3 separate regions of the Mus musculus genome follow, and regions 1 and 3 are each linked to region 2. A link is a loop called in an ENCODE intact Hi-C map of the cell type or tissue named here. Cell type or tissue: left cerebral cortex. All regions are shown on one strand. Each heading gives the region's core, and the rest is flanking DNA. Links, peaks and the distances in the headings are about the cores only. Region 1 holds the start of Prn (prion protein readthrough transcript). Region 2 holds the start of 5330413P13Rik (RIKEN cDNA 5330413P13 gene). Region 3 has its middle 15 kb from the start of Prn.

Region 1 (4,349 bases), core at 1,234-3,733, 62 kb before region 2:
CTAAAGAGTCACGCAAAATGGAGCAGTATTTGAACATGAAAATAAGGGCAGCGCAAACATATTCCAAAAAGCAAACAGGGCATGATCTATGTTATTTTAGAAACTAAAAACCTATCCCTGGGTTCGATCCCAGCAATCCCCAGTATTTCAAGAAAAGAAGCCTGTGAACTGTTTTTTTTCCTCCCAAATAAGTTAGTGGAAATAATACAGCAACAAACAAACAGAGGAGATCAGACACATCGTCTGAGCTCTTTCAATTACTGCTCTTCTGGGCTTTTCACTGAGACAGCCTGAGTCCTGAAAAGCCTTGGTCTCCTTACCTGTACTTTGACTCTCAGTTGTCCCCAGTGATACGTGGGGCCTAAAATGAAGAGTGTTCACGATGGCCTCGGCTTCCATCATGAGCCTGTCAGTTTCTTAACTGCTTGGCTTTTACACCTTTAGGTTGATTTTTCAGTTGGATCTAATTTTCTCTAACTGCAGGCCATATGGCTCCCCTAGCCCTTTGTTTGTTCCTTCCCAGTAAATTGCCAGGAGTGGGGTTTCTGGGTCACAGCACACGACTAATAATACCTCACCAGATTGTTTTACTGCTGGGCACGGTGGTTTATGCCTGTACCAGGGCATTCTGGGAAGATGCAGGGAGGATTGCCACAAATTTGAGGCCTGTCTGGTCTACACAGCAAATTTCAGCTACATACTGAAAGCCTGTTAATGAGCTCACAAACACACTCCAAACTAACCAAGGAACCAAACAAAAAAAGCCCTAACTGACTTACAGTAGTCTCAACTAAGTATGAATGGGAAACAGAATAGTGCACTTTCAATGTCAAGTTTTACACAGACAGTTAATCTCTGAAATAAATGCCAGGCATGGGTAGCAGTTTTCTCCTTTCCAAATATGATGGAAAGGGGATGGAGGGATACTTAGAAGTTTTAAGAGCTCTGGTTGCTCTTCCAGAGGACCTGGATTTGGTTCTGAGCTCCCCTGTGGCAGGGGCTCACATAACCATTCACGGCTCTAGTGCCAGGGCATCCAGCACCCTCTCCTGACCTCCACAGAACCAGGTGTGTATACAGGCGAATGTGGATGCAAAACACTCATGCACATAAAATAAACACTAGTCTTTTAAAAAAGGAATAGACAAAAGGAACCCCAGGCAATGTCAAGTCATGATTGTTGGTTGTAAAGCAATCTTTCTAGCCCTTAAGCAGGGCCACTTGTTCCCAAACCTGACACTTTCAGGCAACCTCTAGGTTAGGGTTGCTGTTGCCATTGTCTCTGTCTATTTAATAGATGTAAAGACAACAAACAAACTTGCTTTAATTTGCATCTTATTCAGAAAATGACTCATCGTTTAGTCCCTGCTATAAATAATATGGAAAGCTTGTGTCAGATTCAAATACAACCCAAATCATCCCTTAGCTTTCTATTTCCTTCGCCTCCTCGAAGCTCTCGGATGTGTGTGTAGGTAAAGTAGTTCCTTTTCTTCATTGAATAGTTAATTTTTCAAGATGTTTGGCATTTTAATGCAAAATTTTGATTCCTGTTTGCGATATAATTAAATTTGCACGTCTTTAGTCCCATTCTCCCAGGAGTTTCTCTTAAGGAAATGGAGAATTCTGCGCACCCGCAACTGCTATTAAACCACGGTATTCAAAGTACAAGAAAATAGACAATCATGAAAACGCCTAGACAGGGCAGTGAAGGCGCACGGCGACGTTGAGAATGAAACTGTGCAAGGGAGTAATGACTGTGGTGGAATAACGAGGTAAAATTATGTTCGCTGTAGCTACTACAAAGAGAGAAGAAAACAGCCAAGGACAGTCAAAAGATGCCACCCCCATCCCCAGCGATGCTGAGCTGTGAATCTGGCTCGGGAAGGAAAGGCTGGCTCCCGGCCTGGCTGCCCTGGGATTCGGTTCCTCCAGGAGTCGCGCAGCAGGGGGTGTACAGTCACCTCCCAGCCAGACTCAGCCCCAGTCCCAGTCCCAGTCCTAGTCCCCGTGGCCTCAAGGCCCCGAGAGGCGCAGTGAGCCGAGCTTGACGACGGAAGGCTGAGTGCTCGCCAAGGCCTGGCTTCAGCAGCCCGCTTACCTGCCACCGATGCGACGCAGCGCCCAGAATCGGTCTGCTGATCCGACAACGCGGGGGAGCCGGGAGTGGAAAGGGGCGGGGCAGGCGGGAGCTAGGCTGGGCGAGGGGCGGGGCGTGATGCTCACCAATGGCCGCGCCGCGTCTCTCGCGGGGGGGTGGGGGGTGGGGGAATGAGTCACCGCTCCGGACTGGCTTAAATGCTTGTATCTGTTTAAACCGCCCCCAGTGTCAGCACTCCCTGACGACGCTCAGCAACTATAAAAATCATCTTTAATGGAAGACTGATCCAGTACCCAATGCTCCCGTTACATAATGGGTAGTTGAGAAAATGAAAGGTTACCTAACGGAGCGAGGAAGCCATCGTTGAACTTTGGTAACAAGAAATTGGTAACGAAGATTTTCGACATTTTCCCACAAACTATAAAAGAATTAGAGGCCTAGAAAGTATATTGGCCATTGCATGTTGACTTATTTATTCTCTGCTGATTCCTTCTTTTCCCCTTCTTTCCTTTCTTTTTCTTTTCTCTCCTTCCCTTTTTTCTTTATCTTTGGAGACAATCCCATAGCCCAATTTGGCCTGGTGTTCCTACTAAGTAATTTAAGCTGACCTCAAACTCAAAGCAATGCTTCTCCCTCAATCTCGTGAGTTCTAGGATTGTAGACTCGCACCACCACACCCAACTCATTTAATCACTTTTTTCTTTTATTGTGTCCAAAGGAAAAAATGCACTGCATTTAACAGCTCCCACCAAACACAGCCTGAAACAGCTTAAAGGAAATGATGTTCTTGTTCAAGATGCCTGCTGACTTGGACAGGTGAAAGCCTGCAGTCAGGAGACTCTCAAGTTCAAGGCTGACCTGGGCAACATAATGAGACCTTTTTAAAACAGGGGAGGGTTAGGAGCTGGGGCACTGGCTCAGTTCCCAAGCGTGAGGACCTGAGTTTGGAATCCAGGGACCACTGGGCAGTGATTGGGGAAGACATGACATTGACCTCTGGCCTCTACACATAGGTTGACATGCACCCTCATGTCCATACTACACATGTAACACACTCCAAAGCCATGTAAATAAATTGCTGCCAATACTGAGACAGAAGAGGTCATAAATCACAGGGAAAACATAATATCCTGTCCTCTTGCTGAGGGCGAGACACTGAAGATCATTAACAGACACAAGATTGGGTTTGGATTAAATATTTGTATCCAGTATTAGGATCCAGGGAGAGAGGGTGGTAAGGAACTATCCGAGCCAGGAGAATTATAGTTGTTTATTAAGTACTCTTGTGTAATCCTTGTGTCCCCCCACCCTGTGTGTGTGTGTGTGTGTGTGTGAGCGCGCGCATACATGGGTAGGCTCACACAGTTGTTGACAGTTGTTGGGGAAGAGGCCATGAGAGGGCTGGAAAATACAGCCTTTGGCTGAGATGATTCAATTACAGTGAAATTAGATTTCAGCGGTGCTGGTGTCTGCTTGACCTTTACTCTGGGTTCTTAATGAAGGCATTGACCATCTTCCAGAGCCTTGCCTTCCTGCCTCAGAGAATACTCATTGTGATCAGGATGACTGCATCTGTCAAGAGGGCAGGGGAGGAGTGGGAGGGTGTCTAGATTAGCTTAGGTAAGGGACCAGCTTCCCACCCCGCTTCCACCTGGCCTCCCCCACAGAGGGACTCTGAAAGGCTTGATTAAAAGACATCAAAACTCAGCTTTTTCCTCAAAGAATCAAATATCTATTGGCTGACTGCTCTCTACCCACTAGGAAGTGGCAATGAAAGCTTTTTTGGGTGGGGGTTGAGAGGTTTCTAGAGACAAAAGAGGACCAACCAGAAGCTCGGCAGCTACCTGGTTATAATAATAGCCTACCTGGTTATTGTTGCTATGCAAGCCTGGGCATAATGGTATAAGCCTGTCAACCAAGCACTTGGGAGGTCATTGTTGGGAGAAACGACATAATTTAAAATAAGCATGTGGCCGGCGAGTTTATGGCAAGGCTGAGAGGAGTCGGGGAGCCTCTTTCTGCTGTTTGGTGGCTGTTTTGAGTTACGGCACTGCATAGAGAGTGTGGTGGGTTTGTTGTTTTGAATGGCGGAATGAGACTGTGAACCTGACAATGGTTGGAGCCATCACCAAAGCTAATTTGCAACACTGCATTATTTTTCTTTCATTTAATAAAGAGAACGAGGCAAACTAGTCTTGACAAGAATGCTCTGAAAAGGCCATCACAAAACTCCCTCTGAAAACTCTGGCTT
Region 2 (4,349 bases), core at 658-3,157:
ACCCCATGGTCAGTTGTTCTCTTGGGTTTTGATTAGGGGTGTGTGTATGTGTGTATGTGTGTGTGTGTGGTTGGTTGGTTGGTTGGTTGGTTGGTTGGTATGTATGGGGTGTGTGTGTAGTTGGTTGGTTGGTTGGTTGGTTGGTTGGTTGGTGTGTATGGGGTGTGTGTGTGGTCTGCATCTGCTACAAAACCAAGTTTCTTTGGTGAGGGGTGAGAGCTACACTTACTCAGCTAAGCTGGAGAACAGGATGTAGTTATGGGTATCCCTAGTTTAGCTTTTCTTGTTGTCTAATGCACCAAACTGTGCTTGCCATTTTTATTTCTCTGTTGTTTTGGTTTGTGGTGGAATTGGCAATTAAACCTAAGGCGTTGCACGGGTTAGGCAAATGCTCTTCCACCGAGCTGTCTACCGAGCCCTCATTTAAGTTTTGAGGGGGTCTCACTAAATGAGACCCTCATTGTCGGGCAGGATTGGTGCCACTTTGGAGGCCAGGTGGGCCTTAAATCTGAAGTCTTCCTGTTTCAGCCTTTCAGGTGTCACTAAGCCCAATGACCATTACTCTTTGAAGAACATTGTGTGTCGTTTTTTTAGTTTTGAAATATCACAACCGAGGGGAGTGGGCGGGTAGGGGAGTGGGGGTGGGTGGGTATGGGGGACTTTTGGTATAGCATTGGAAATGTAAATGAGCTAAATACCTAATAAAAAATGGAAAAAAAAAGAAATATCACAATCGAAAGTGCTACAAACATTTGCGTAAATGAATGCTCACTTGTTTGGGATATGACGGACCATAGATTGCTTGTGTTTTAAGTTTGCTTTTGTTCCTATTTATTGTTTCTTTCCTAGATACATATTTTAAGGTTTTCTTTTCCTGCAGATTGCAGTGAAGAATTACATTAACAAGTGATTTTTCTTTTACCTTTTTAATAAATGCTAATGGAAACAAACAAACACTCCAACCCCTGAGAAATACAAATGGCAACAGCTTCAAAACAAAAGGATTTGGGAGCAGAAGTCTCCACAGTCAGTGTATCAGTTACTCTTCTACTGCTGTGACTAAAACACTACCACAATTAAGGCCACTTAGAGAAGTAAGTACTTAATTGGGTTCATAGTTCCAGAGAGCTAGAGTCCATGATGGTGGAGCAGAGACACGGTGTCAGGAACAGCTGGGAGCTCACACCTCCTTCCACAAACGCAAAGGAGAACACACACTGGGAATGTGAACAGTCTCAAAGCTCACCCGCCAGTGCCACACCTCCTCCAGCAAGGCCACACCTCCTCCAGCAAGGCCACACCTCCTCCAACAAGGCACCACACTTCTTAATGCTTCCTACAGTTGCACCAACTGGGGGCCAAGCATTCAAACATGAGTCTATGGGGGCCATTCTCATTCAAACCACTGCTCAGTAACAGTCAAAACTGTAAAATCATCCAAGCTGTGTCAATGCTCGACACAAACCAATGTCGTACTGATGTGTGTGTGTGTGTGTGTGTGTGTGTGTGTGTCTCGTGCTGTTTGTTAATGCCCCTCCAAGGTGTAAACTAAAAAAGCTAACTGCTTGGATCTATGATCACACAAACCATCTAATTTGCTCAAGGTTTGGCTCAAAGCAACATCCTTCCCTTTACTAGCTGAAATTCGTGACAGCCTCAAAAGGGAAATCGGCTTTGTTTCAGCACAGCTGTGCTCTGGAGTCTACACAGTTCCTAAGCAACCACGCAGGACTCAGCCAGTCAGAAGGCAGTACACAGCAGGGTCCCTGGCCACCTGGAGGTAGCCTTGGTGATGGTGTGCTTTGTCAGGCTTGTGCTCACAGGGAGCCCATCCTGTTTCAGGCAGCAGACAACAATTGAAGTGACCCCAGGTAGGTTTGGAGGCTGTTTCCCGTTTGACCTACAGGGCCACTCCACCCACCCCCACCCCCCACCCCCACCCTGTGATTATCCACTATGAGACAGCAGCCTGGTATCCTGGCAGATCTTCTGTAGCAACAAAACGCTGTTTGTCAAGAATGGTGTCATCTTCGTGTAACTGAAAAAGGTCTATCAGAGACCAGAGCCTGCCGTGGTCGGTGTCTGTGGCTGGGGGACAGTATACGTGTGATTATGCTGCCCAGATCTTTTTATGTATAGTCTCAGATACCTTCTGAATTTCTGGGAAGTGACCTCCACACACAACCATTCTGAATATTTTTGTTGTATACAAGCAGATATTTCTTGTAAGCCTATGCCCTATTCTTTATGGAATACAAATTAATAAGTGCTTGCTCAACTTTGTGGTGTTGAAACTGTAAAGTCTCTAGAACAATAGAATGAAGACTTGTTTTCTGCATTGGCCAGCTGATTCAGGACGTGTGTGCTCTGCTAGACTATTGAGGAGAAACTTAGCAGCTTCTGGAAGATTCCCAGTAACCGGGGAACTCTGTCAACAGTAGCACTTGCCTTAGTGTTTGAACTGTGCTCTGAAAATACTTAGAGCCTCTCCTGTCTAGCAGGGATCTCTCTTTTTCTTCCCAGAGTACTTGAGGGAAGGATGTGGGAAGATAAGGCCACATATAAAGACCAGAGTCAGGTTTGTGCTTCCAGAAACAAAGACATCACATGAAAGGTATATGAGATAAATTCCTTCATATCATTGTGGTAGATCCATGAAAAGATAGCAACAAAACCTCTTCAGAATTTACAAGAGCAGAGTTAAGACTCCCAGCTTATTCTTGTGGACGGCGTGTTGCTTCCAACAAGTAGTGATGAAAGGAAGTTTGCTTGGGTTCTTACAGCTACCATGTAAGCTGAGAGATGATGGTGTGGGGGAGGGGTGAGAGGGGCAAGGACTTCTTATAGGAGGCAGGAGCTTCTCCTGCTAGCTTCCATGACACTCATTTTCCTGAAGATCTAGGAGGCATGAGGGCGTTGCAAAATGTTGTTAAAGGAATCTTGACAAGCGTGCGTCACTCAGCCCTCTCACACTGAAGCCTTTTGAAAGCACGTGCCCTGTAAGCTTGGACAACCACAGTGTAAGCTGGAAGCTGGCTTACCCAGTAAGTCCCTGTCCTGCAAGCCTGAGCGAGGACCTGAGATCACATCCCTCGCAATCTCACACTGATGCTGGAATGGTGCCCATGACCCCAGTCGTGAGAAGGCAGGGTTGGAGGCAGGCTCTCTGGACCTCTTTCGCCAGCCAACTTAGTAGAATCGATGACCTTCAGGTTCAGGGAGGGACGGAGAATGATCTACAGCAGCCGCACTTTGAGTATTAAAGAATGAGTGTATTAAAGGTAAGCAAAAATCAAAGCCTGAGCAGCAAGTGGCAGATTTAAAACATCATCGCGTCAGGTGTTTATAACGACTGTGTTTAGAATGTGTAGTAGAAGTGGTTAGGGAAGTTCTGCTAAACAGCCATGCTGGTCTGACGGGGACGGGGAAGTCCTGAGCAGACCCAGACTCTCTCCCCGGTGAGTTTCAAGCCTCCAGTCCCTGACGTGTGCCTTTTTATACTGTGAGATAAACAGTAACCTTTATAGAAATGGTTTACCTTCTGGCTGTTTTCAAGGGCACTTGCTATTCTCCTATCTCCCTGATACAGAGGCAGGAGCCAGGCTGCCCCAGGACAATGAGTCCCGGAGTCTACGTGAAATAAACATAGCTGCTTGTTCTCAGAGCCAGCTCTCAACACGCACAGATGGCACATGCCAATTTATGGATATAATTTATATTACAGACCTTCGTCAAGAAATAAGCTGGAGAACAATGGAGGAAAATGCTCAGCTTAAGTCTCCTGTCCACACCAAAGTCCACATACACACACACACACACACACACACACACACAAACACACACACCCAACTATATTGAAAGGAAGTAGAAAATTGGTGAAAATTAACCAAGCAAAATTTGCAAAGCTGACCAGGGGCCCATTAAAGCTCACACAGTGCGTTTACTGCTGAGCGGCCCAGAGTGTATTCAGAAGGAGCTAAGTGGTGCTTTTAGCATTTCTGGCAGAGAAAAGTTACCTCAGAAATGGCCTGACATGCTAACAGAAATGGTGACTCACTTTCAGAGTGCAGATTTCCATAATATCAACAGATCTTTCATAAATCACATCCATTATTGCTTTGGACGAATCTGTTTTGTCAAACAGCCAAGAAATATATGAACCTATGTTTAGCATTGCAACCAGGGCTCATGGGGTTGAATAATTAATATTGTGGAAATGGCAATACTACTCAGAACAAACAATCTTTAAATTCATACCCGAATCACTGGAGACCGGAGATGGACAAAGCAACCTTGGGGAAAGAGACAACGCTGGAGGGATCGCCATACCTGATATCAGGTTAGACTAC
Region 3 (4,349 bases), core at 1,174-3,673, 47 kb before region 2:
TCAGAAGGATATAGTTCTTCTGGTCTTTGGGGGCACAAGACACACAGATATACATGTAGACAAAATATACATGTACATAAAATTAAATTACATTAAATGTTAAAAAAAAAGGACAGACAGACAAGGGAATTAGTAATTTGAAGATGGCACGCCTTTATTGTGGGCAAGGCTTGCAGAGGGGCACCAGAGTGCCCACCATCTATTTGTAAGTAGGCAGAGAGATTGAAAGGGGACTAAAAAGCAGCTTTTTTTTCTTTTTTTTCTTTTAATCCAGTGAGGAAAGTAAGATGAGTAGTCAATTTTAAAATGTCAGGTATTCATAAACATTGATTACTGTGAGGGATGATTCTAGAAACACAAGTTACTTTATCTGTGGGAGCCAAATTACTTTAGTTTGAAGAGCAGACATTGTTTAGGCAAAATGGAGGAGCTTACAACATGTGTGACCATGACTGCCGAGAGCAAATCGAGTTTGCAGCAGAACTCAGACATACTTTCTCGTCTCTTGTTTTGTTCTCCTTCCTCAGCAGAACTAGAGATTGAATCTAGGACCTCATGCATGTGGAGTGAGACCTGTGCCACTAAGCCATAGCCTTATCCCTCCCTTTCATTTGGAGTAAGACTGTATCATGTGGGTGCGGGGACTCGAACCTGGTCCTCCCTCTGCCAGAGCAGCATCTACTGTTAACCACCAAGCCGTCTCTCTAGCCTCCAATCAGATCTTTGCATCTCTCATAGTTCTCTTTCAGTTTGTTTTGCATTATTGTCAGAGACCTTGCCATTGTCTTCCAGGCTTTTAAACAGATCATGTACACTTCGTATCAAGAATATTTCTATTCTAGCTATGTTGGTTTTCATTGCTATTATGAATAGAATATTTTCTTTCATTATATTTGATATATATATGTATGTATGTATACTTTCCATTTGATTAGAGAAAAACATTTTAATGCTAATTCACAGTCTGCCAACTCGCTAAAGTCTCAAACCATTTTTGAGACTTTACATTCACTCAAAGGCATTTCTAGGCTGTCCCTTCCGATTCCAGGAACTTGCTCACAGTAGCCATGAATTATGATGACAAACAGGGCCTCCTTTGTGTAGCATTTGCCATGATTTCTCTGTCTTTGCTTGGACTGGGGGAGGCTTTTAGAACTGTGGTGGATCCAGGGGCAGTAGTGCTGCCCTTGCTTGGTCCTTCCGGTAAAGGCCGCACCATTCAGCACAGGACCATGGGTGATAGTGAGGAAATATCTATGTTTACCATCATACTAAACATTAAGTTAATCCAGGAATGGACTTTGTTAAATGTCACTTCCCTGTCTATACCTTCAAACACATGACTTACAGTACATATGAATTACAATATATTTTCTAATATCGAACCACTTAGCGATGATTTTTAATGACTGTTAGGCCTATTCTAAGTTTTTATTAGGTATTTAGCTCATTTACATTTCCAATGCTATACCAAAAGTCCCCCATACCCACCCACCCCCACTCCCCTACCCACCCACTCCCCCTTTTTGGCCCTGGCGTTCCCCTGTACTGGGGCATATAAAGTTTGCAAGTCCAATGGGCCTCTCTTTCCAGTGATGGCCGACTAGGCCATCTTTTGATACATATGCAGCTAGAGTCAAGAGCTCCGGGGTACTGGTTAGTTCATAATGTTGTTCCACCTATAGGGTTGCAGATCCCTTTAGCTCCTTGGCTACTTTCTCTAGCTCCTCCATTGGGAGCCCTGTGATCCATCCATTAGCTGACTGTGAGCATCCACTTCTGTGTTTGCTAGGCCCCGGCATAGTCTCACAAGAGACAGCTACATCTGGGTCCTTTCAATAAAATCTTGCTAGTGTATGCAATGAAAAAAAAAAAAAAAGAAATGCATTTTGACACTCTCAAGAATGGCTGAGTGGCAAAATGTTTGTCCTTCTGCCCTGTTAGCTGTTTGAGGAGAGAGATTTTTGCCAAGAGACTCATTAGTATGAGAAAATGAGTGGTTCACTCCTACAGCAGACAGAGCCAGCCTTTGACAGTGTCCAGACCTGCACCATGCTGCAGAGCTCTGGCACAACAGAACGATCAACAGGGTGGAAAGCGAGAAACAAGATGGGAAGAAGTATTCAAAATCATAAACATCCAGCAAGGAGCTGATACCTAGGACAGTTAAGGAATTCAACTCAATGGAAAAAACAAACCCAGACAACCTGCTTTTAAAGTGGACCTTGTCAGTTGCTTTTCTTGTAGCTCTGACCAAATCTTTGATACAGACAAGTTTAAGACGGAAAACTTTAGTGAGATCTGGGTTTTCAGGCACAGCAAGGCAGCTCAGTGGGTTCCATGCTGGCCCAGGGATCAGAACAAGGGGATGCTGGTTCTCAGTTAGCTCTTCCCTTTTCCTCTCTTACTCTGCCTGCACCCTGCGCCAATGGGATGGTGACAGACTGTCTTCTCCCACCCCTCCTGGAAACACACCTAGAGTGTACCTCATCAATCTCCTAGGTGACTTAAAATGGAGTCAAGTTGGCAATAAAGACATACCAGTTACAAGACCTAATCAACATTTCCCAAAGGAAGACACAGTGGCCAACAGGCATATGAAACAGATCGCTATCCATCACTACTCATCAGAAATGGAAATCAAAGCCACACTGACAGAGAGTGGGTATTATTTTAAAATCCCCAGAGAGAAATATTGATGAGGATATCAAGAAAAAGAAACTTGAAAATGTTAAGAAAATAAATTAGTATAGCCATGTGGAAAAGTGTGAAGGTTCCACAAAAAGATAAAGGTTAGACTAACTTTTACTGTATCAGCAACCCTGATATAATGTATATATCCTACGGCAGTTGAAAACAGCTGGTCCAAGAGGTTCCTGAATTCTCCTGGAATACCATTCACAGTGGCCAAGCCACACTGATAGACTTTTTTGTCTATCAATGAACAGGGGAGAAAGCAAGTGTGGTATGCAGCTATAATGGACTACAACTCAGCCAGAGAACGAAACCCTGCTGTTTGCTGTGACACCAGGGAGAACCCGGAAGATACTATATTAACTGAAATAAGCCAGACAGAGAAATAAAAAACAATGCACACTCAAACTGTGGGAGCAAAGCAGAAAATGAAGGTTACTAGAGGGTGAGATATTGGGAGTGGGAGGTAAAGAAGGAGATGTTGGCTGAAGACACACATAGGTAGGAGGAACATGACAGTGAAAAGAGCCAATTCAAGCCAGATTAGAATATATTAAAGGCAGGTTTATTGGGAGAGATCACTGGCCCCAAGGATTGAGTCTAGGGGAGTCATCATGGTGGGGGCAGGGCAGGGGGAACAGAAAGAGAGAAAGGGCACACACAGAGAAAATAGAAGAGAGGAAGGGAGAGGGCAAAATGTCTGGATTATATAGGGAGGAACCTTTGGGAGAGGGCAGCCCAGACCCTGGGCTGGAAAGTTTAGGGTTGAGGGGCAGGGTATGCCAGGTAGGGACTGAGAGATGCTGGGAGGAGCTGAAGGCCAGGTATGTTTTGATATGTAACATATGCACCTCAGTCCTGTGTGTGTGTGTGTGTGTGTGTGTGTGTGTGTGTGTGTGTGTGTGTGTGTAACCAAACAGAACAAACATCAAGGATGGACTGCAGGATGACCATAGTTAATGGTATCACAATTCAAGGGCTGGACTATATCTCAGGGTGACCATAGTTAGATATACCATGTAGTAGTCTTGAAAAATGTAAAAAAAAAAAAGATGCTATTTGCTTTACAAGAGTGAGAAAGAGAGAGAGAGAGAGAGAGAGAGAGAGAGAACTATGCAGTGCAATGTATTTGTTACTTAGTGACACTACCATCCCATAACAGACTTCAAAATACCATGTTTTATATGGTAAAAATCATTTGGTTATTCATATATTCAAACATTTTCAAATAAAAAAAAACCTAGAAGTGTTAGTATATAACCTTTAATATATAACCTTTAAATTTTCATTGCTGAGCTGGGTGTGGTGGCACAAACCTTTAATCCCAGTACTTGAGGGGCAGAGGCAGGACAGTCTCTGAGATGCAGGTCAGCTTGGTCTACACAGTGACGTCTGGGACAGCCAGAATCACTTAGAGATTCTGATTCATTCTGAGAATGAAGTCTTTTTTTTTAATTGCAGCATTATATAATTAAAACTCACCAACAGAATCCACACGTAAACAATTCATTTGTGCAGCATGATAAGCTTTGGCCTCACTTAACACAGAGGCCAGACCCTTCCTTACCCTAAGAGCGCCCTTTGCATACTTGACTGTATACTAATCTGAAACCACCACTGTCAGCAGCCAGTCACTGTTCTTTCCAGACTTTAAA

Evidence for each region. Peaks named below come from ENCODE experiments on the same cell type or tissue, not always from the same donor. Only the 100,000 strongest peaks of a DNase experiment are listed, where the experiment ranks them.
Region 1: it touches region 2 in a loop (3-fold over the local background); 9 of 42 quality-filtered maps call a loop at or near these places.
Region 3: it touches region 2 in a loop (2.1-fold over the local background); 9 of 42 quality-filtered maps call a loop at or near these places.

The regions. Positions count from the first base shown.
Region 1 is chr2:131,907,753-131,912,101 of GRCm38, reverse strand. Prn (prion protein readthrough transcript) reads right to left here and starts at 2,174. Exons shown (of 5, transcript NM_001278259.1): 1 at 2,099-2,174. It overlaps Prnp (prion protein), which reads right to left and starts at 2,174. Exons shown (of 3, transcript NM_011170.3): 1 at 2,099-2,174. In left cerebral cortex, for the core only: no CTCF peak of the experiment used is centred there; a DNase peak (open chromatin) is centred at 2,208; H3K4me3 peaks cover 1,510 bases; H3K27ac peaks cover 1,880 bases.
Region 2 is chr2:131,845,094-131,849,442 of GRCm38, reverse strand. It overlaps 5330413P13Rik (RIKEN cDNA 5330413P13 gene), which reads left to right and starts at 1,787. Exons shown (of 3, transcript NR_029381.1): 1 at 1,787-1,871. It also overlaps the pseudogene Gm14281. In left cerebral cortex, for the core only: a CTCF peak has its summit at 1,783; DNase peaks (open chromatin) are centred at 1,281 and 1,721; H3K27ac peaks cover 1,475 bases.
Region 3 is chr2:131,893,005-131,897,353 of GRCm38, reverse strand. No RefSeq gene overlaps it. Among named protein-coding and RNA genes, the nearest start is that of Prn, 15 kb to the left of the region's middle. In left cerebral cortex, for the core only: no CTCF peak of the experiment used is centred there; no DNase peak of the experiment used is centred there; H3K27ac peaks cover 351 bases.